2 separate regions of the Homo sapiens genome follow, and region 1 is linked to region 2. The links are chromatin loops, found by intact Hi-C in ENCODE. Cell type or tissue: endothelial cell of umbilical vein. All regions are shown on one strand. Each heading gives the region's core, and the rest is flanking DNA. Links, peaks and the distances in the headings are about the cores only. Region 1 overlaps RAPGEF5 (Rap guanine nucleotide exchange factor 5). Region 2 overlaps RAPGEF5 (Rap guanine nucleotide exchange factor 5).

What was found. A loop is a pair of places that touch in the nucleus more often than their neighbours do. Peaks named below come from ENCODE experiments on the same cell type or tissue, not always from the same donor. Only the 100,000 strongest peaks of a DNase experiment are listed, where the experiment ranks them.
Region 1: it touches region 2 in a loop (2.5-fold over the local background); 5 of 110 quality-filtered maps call a loop at or near these places.

What each region holds. Positions count from the first base shown.
Region 1 is chr7:22,209,343-22,212,262 of GRCh38, forward strand. All of the region lies in intron 9 of RAPGEF5 (Rap guanine nucleotide exchange factor 5), which reads right to left. Among named protein-coding and RNA genes, the nearest start is that of RAPGEF5, 150 kb to the right of the region's middle. In endothelial cell of umbilical vein, for the core only: no CTCF peak of the experiment used is centred there; no DNase peak of the experiment used is centred there; H3K27ac peaks cover 225 bases.
Region 2 is chr7:22,154,760-22,157,679 of GRCh38, forward strand. RAPGEF5 (Rap guanine nucleotide exchange factor 5) reads right to left here. Exons shown (of 26, transcript NM_012294.5): 16 at 2,051-2,129. Among named protein-coding and RNA genes, the nearest start is that of RAPGEF5, 200 kb to the right of the region's middle. In endothelial cell of umbilical vein, for the core only: no CTCF peak of the experiment used is centred there; a DNase peak (open chromatin) is centred at 1,682; H3K27ac peaks cover 500 bases.

The DNA.
Region 1 (2,920 bases), core at 150-2,649, 54 kb after region 2:
TGGCTCATCCTTTAATCACAAACCTGTAGGTGTAAATCAATACCTACTTGGGCCGTGTGTGCTCTCATCTCTCCATTTCGTATCCTACAGTTTTTACTTACATATCTTCTAAAATTCTACTCATACATATTATTAGAGAGGAAAGTATTATGTCTGTAGCTTCAACTATCCTTCCCCCCCACCATTTTTAGAGTTATACCTGAGTGTTGTTTTAATACTGAGATAATTTTTAGACATGTGCTTCCAGATGGGTGTTTAATGAGAAGAACTGAATGATCCCATTTATTTTTTGCTGGCCAAATTGTTTGTGCCCACTTTCATGAGTCACTAATTTTTGAGGGGCTAACTGCTAATAGGTAGGGGAGGAGTAGTTCTAAAGAAGTGTTGTCTTAGGGCAAGGGTCACGTCGATCAGCCCAGCCTCACTTTAGGGCCTCACAAAATCTAACTTCAGGAACACAAAGAGATAAAAGCACAAAGCCTGAATTAAGAAGTTCTCTAACAAACTAAAGAATTACACTTTTTGTTAACAAACTATTAACAAAATTGCTTCTGATTACAGAGGCTAAAAGGTATTTACTTTTGCTAGAAGATATTATCAATGGAAATGTTTTAACATTTTCTTGTGACTAATGCACTTCCAAAAGAACTAATGGTCTTAGAATATATTTTCCCCTTTTTAGAGGAAACTGCTTATAATCCTATTTAGCAGGTGCCAGTTTTAGAAATAAAGTTTTCCTTCCCCAAGCCATCAAGACACATGATATCTAAAGTTCTTTCTAATGCCTATGACTCTCAGAGGAAAACTCCAGACTACTCAGACTGATGGTGAAAAATAATGCATCATCACAAACCCCCAATTTGTAATAACAATAAGTTGACTGAGCAGGGAGAAAGTGATAGCATCCAGCAATCATAAAACTCACTTTGGGATTTTATTATGCATTGTGCCATTTGGGGAATGTTAGAATTCTTTATTCACAGGGGTGTCAACATAAAGCTTGTTCTACTTCTCTAAATCCTAGCCAAGGCAAGATCATGAAAGGTTTTAAGAACTATCTGTAGGAAGTACCACTGTCTCCTCTCTTTGATGGTGGAGGGCAAAAATTTTACCTTGACACATTCCACCCCGACTCGCACCTCTGAGGTCACCCAGATATGCTTTATGACTCATTAAGTTTTTTGAGCCTTCTTGTGAATCCATACCTCCAAGCCACTTTCTGACATCTTAATTGTCTCATTATCACCATTATTCTCTACTATTATGTGTTTCTTGGATCTTGAGGTGCCCCTAATCCTTTACTCTGACTCACTTTGCCTCAGTCGTGCCCAGTCATTCCTGGAACCTGAACAAAGAGGACATTTACAAGGATTTGTTAAAATGGTTGAGCCTTGTTCACTGACTTATGTACAAATGTGCCATAAATGAACATACATGCCACATCTTATTTCTCCATTTTTTTTTAAATGTAGGAGGGAAATGCTGGAAAAAGAGGGGAAAACTGCAAAATTCAAAAACCTATTCCAGTTAAACCTAAGTACTGCAACACTGATCTCTTCAGACCAAAACAATCATCCTTTTTGCTTCAAAAAGAGAGCAGATAATTTTAATACAAAAAATAAAGACAAATTTTTATGTAACAGCAAACAAGAACTTGGTCATGTTATAAGTAAAATACGCATATTTAGCATGATTTATTAGAAAAAATGTACTGTACACTTGCCCACAGTCTGTTATGTTCTGTTATGATATTTTCAGCAATCTTCTATTTTTGCTATCTTAAAACAACATTTAGGACTGCTGGATGCCAGATGGAATTTTTCCTTTCCACCCACTTCCCACTGCAAAAGGAAAAAAAGGTTCTTTGCATCCTACATGGACATCTTTTATAAATTTCTTTTCCTCATCTTTAGCAACCAAAGTATATGAATGACTCAGAAATCACCAAACTTTGGCTGAATCAATATGAGGCAAATATACAGCACAGTAAGTTGTATTTAAAGCGAACATATCTGCCTGCATGGTGTTTATTAACAAAAGATATTCACATTATATGCATGCACAAAATTCATTTCTACAAAAACAGGACTGACTCCAAGCCAACTTGTTAAAGAAAAATGGTGATATAGCAGTATATTTTAGGGAAAAGGTAATAAATTAGAAGTGAACTATCACTGGACATTCTGTCTTCCTGGAACTGAAGTCCCCTGACTTGAGCTGCCCACAGCAAATCCTTTTGCATGTATGCTGGTTACTACTTAATGTGAAATCGACAGAGAGGACTGTGAGGGAAGTGGGACCAGGAAGCTTTGAAGGAGTGAGTGTGACCCATTCTCCTCCTTCAAATCTGTTCCCACATTGCAACGGAGGAATGTTAAAAATTTAAATCTAATCATTTTTCCTTCCTTCTTGCTTAAATTCTACACAAAAGCTTCCTATTGCTCTTAGCACACAATGTTTGGATAAACCCACAGGTCCTGCATCCTCCAGCTCCTGCACCTTCTTCACCTGGCCCTACCTCTCCCATCCACAGTCCACACTTAGGCTCCAGCTGGTTGGTTCTGTTTCTAAAGCTGCTCTCTTCTCCACATCAGGCCCCTTGTGTTATCACATGTGTTCTCTTTTTTTTTTTTTTTTTTTTTTAGACCGAGTCTCGCACTGTTGCCCAGGCTGGAATGCAGTGGCACAATCTCGGCTCACCACAAGCACCGCCTCCCGGATTCACGCCATTCTCCATTCTCCTGCCTCAGCCTCCCGAGTAGCTGGGACTATAGGCACCCGCCAGCATGCCTGGCTAATTTTTTGTATTTTTAGTACAGACAGAGTTTCACCGTGTTAGCCAGGATGGTCTTAATCTCTTGACCTCGTAATCCACCCGCCTTGGCCTCCCAAAGTGCTGGGATTACAGGCGTGAGCCACC
Region 2 (2,920 bases), core at 333-2,832:
ACATGAGCACCTGAGGGTATACGTCTATAAATGTGTGCTTGCAAACACATGAAACTCAGATGTTGTAAAGCCAGCCAACAAGCACAAGTAGTATTTAATCTTTTCATTATGTAATGAGAGACCCGAGTCACGCAAGTGTGTACTCACTGTAGAAACCATCTGACCATAATACAGTGGAAACTGTGGTACACAGACTGTATTTTTAAATCCCTTCTTTGACAGTTGCTGAGATCTCCCAAAGCTGCATATTAAAGTGTCTAATTCATAAATTTTTCCTTTACACTCCATTTCAGGACAATCTCAGTGGCCCAATCAAGAACACCGTATTTTGCTATTAGAATTCTCATAAGCTTATCTAAAAATCTGTCATCTGCCTTGGTTTTTGAGTTCAGCTTTCTCAGTCATTTAAGAATGACTCCATTTCTCCCATCAAGGTAGTGATGAATTTAGTTTCCAAATGGAGGTCACATTTCTAGTCTTTTTAATTTCCTTTTTATTGTCTGTGGTGCTAATAATTATTACTAGGACATTATCACTATCAGGGTGAATGGGTCCTGAAAAATGTTTTCTTTATGATATTAATAGCAGAAGCTGTTTTAATAGCAATGGAAGTAACTGACACATTACCTCTTATATCAGCTACTATAAATGTATAAAATGCACTAGCTTCTTTCAAATAGACAGAAGGACAATAATATACTTAGATATTCTACTCTTTGGTGTTGCAAAAAAATTGAGAGTGAAGCTTCTGGAGAAATTTTATATGCAGTTTAATTGGCACCACAAAAATAAACCCAGGAATGTTTTCATAGAAATACAAATGAAGCAAAAGTCTAACTATGAGTTTATATGTATAGAACCTCAAAGTAAACACACCACCAGGAGACACTTGACATATTTGGTTTGGTTGGGTACGTCACTAAAACAACAGCATGTAACAAATAGTTGTTTTGTATTTTGCCAATAGACTAGTGAGAGAGAAAAAGGCTTTCCTCCTTCCATAGAAAGATGGAATTTTTAAGCAAGGCAAAATCTGGTCTATAAACCACTATATGCAGGGTAAGTTTACATCTTGCTAAATAAACTGATAAAAAGAGTCTGGGGGCCTCGAAATACTTTGCCTCTTTGCAGCTCAGCTTGGAAAACTACACGATGAAACTTTAAGACAAATGGGCAAGGAAGGTCAGCAACGAATGAATTAGGAAGTTAGATAATTTTATTTTCTCTTTCACTTGGTACGGATGACACTTAATATGAGCCAACAGAACCATGTATCAGCAGCATTATATGCAAACACTATCTAATGTAATAAGCATCCTTGTGACTTCTTTTACAAGTTCCAGAAATTGGGCAAATATTAAATGATCACACTCAGAATTTCAGCATATGAAGAAAGATGAGGCAAAAGAGAGAGTCTGTGAGTTATAATTGCATTAAAATTTTAATTTGCTGTGTTTTCCAGCTCTGTGCTTGACTCAATCTTTATCTAAAAGGAGAAAACCACTGGTAATATTTCTTATTTCACGCAAATAAGCAGTGACTGAGGACACAGTAGATGGGCAGCACTGCCCACACAGCCTGGCCTTGCAGGAGCTTCTACCGTACAGCCTTCTCTCCACAGGAGTTTCTTCTCGTGGACTGAGTCATGGACTGACTCAGCCCAAATCTGCACATTGACTTTGGTGATCCTTCCAGTTAGTCATAGACAATGGGCTGATGAAGGCAGGGAGGAGATGGTTCTAGGAGGAAAAGGCTGAGTCTCCCGTTCATTTTTACCTCTTCTCAAGAATGCAAGGAGGCTCTAGGCATTGTCTCCTTTCCTTGCTTCCCAAATTATAAGTATCCTTGGTGCTTGGGACAGTATTATGTGATCTAAGAAAACCATAATGCTCAAATAAAGAAAAGAAAAACCATGCTGTTTGAGGCTAACGTGCTTATCTGAGGGGTGACAGCTGGAAATGAAGGTTAGTCAGGCTGATATGCCAATGTAGGAGAAAAATGGTGGCTAACTGCTGCCCACCCCCAAACCCTCACTTCAAACCATACTCACTTTCCTCCGTTTCAGTCACAGTTCCTCTATGCTGGAGCCAGTTCTCCTTAAGACTGAATTGGTGGAAAAGGGCTTTATTCTGTGAGATGGGAGAAAGAGAACAATGAATGAATACATTCCTGCCCTTTGGAAAACCATAGCTGTTTACAATATGTTCCAAAAGAACTAGCCAAATTTTTTTTTAATATGAAATCCACCCATCCAATCTTAGAGAAATAAACTGGGAGTCGCCTCAACTAATGCAAGTGGTGGTGGAGATTCTGAGCAATCTGATGGGCCTGGGCTAAGGCCAGCAGCAGGCCAAAAGCCCCTATATTTATTCCCTGCAACATGATTTTTCACATCTGGCTATTACAAACATCCATAGAGTCTCCTGAGATAAACATCATTTCCCCATTCCAACATTAACCTATAAGGTATAAGTTATCACAATCCGATCCTCTGCTATTACATTTTTCATGGAAGCAACTTTGAGATGGTTTCAGTACCTCTGCTGTAGTACAATGACTTTCCTAAGGGACACAGGCATGCTGTTCATTATGATTATCCACCTGATATAGCTGTGTCTCCCAAACTTGTGCCTGACATCTCAGTCCATATTTCTCCCTCATCAAATTGGACTGAGAACACATTCCCACTTGCTACCTTCTCTTTCGGTTGTATTAAAAGTGCAAATATTTTCTTTACAAGACTTCTTTCCTCTTAGAGTCAAGATTCCTTCTACCTGGATTTTGTTTTTTGACATAAACATTATTCAAATTTATATCACTCCAGGGATAGCAGGGAGTCCCAAGACTCTAAAATGCACCACAAAATCAGCAGAATGTCAAAAAGCCAAGGGTACACAGCTAAAATCGGATCTGCACCAGC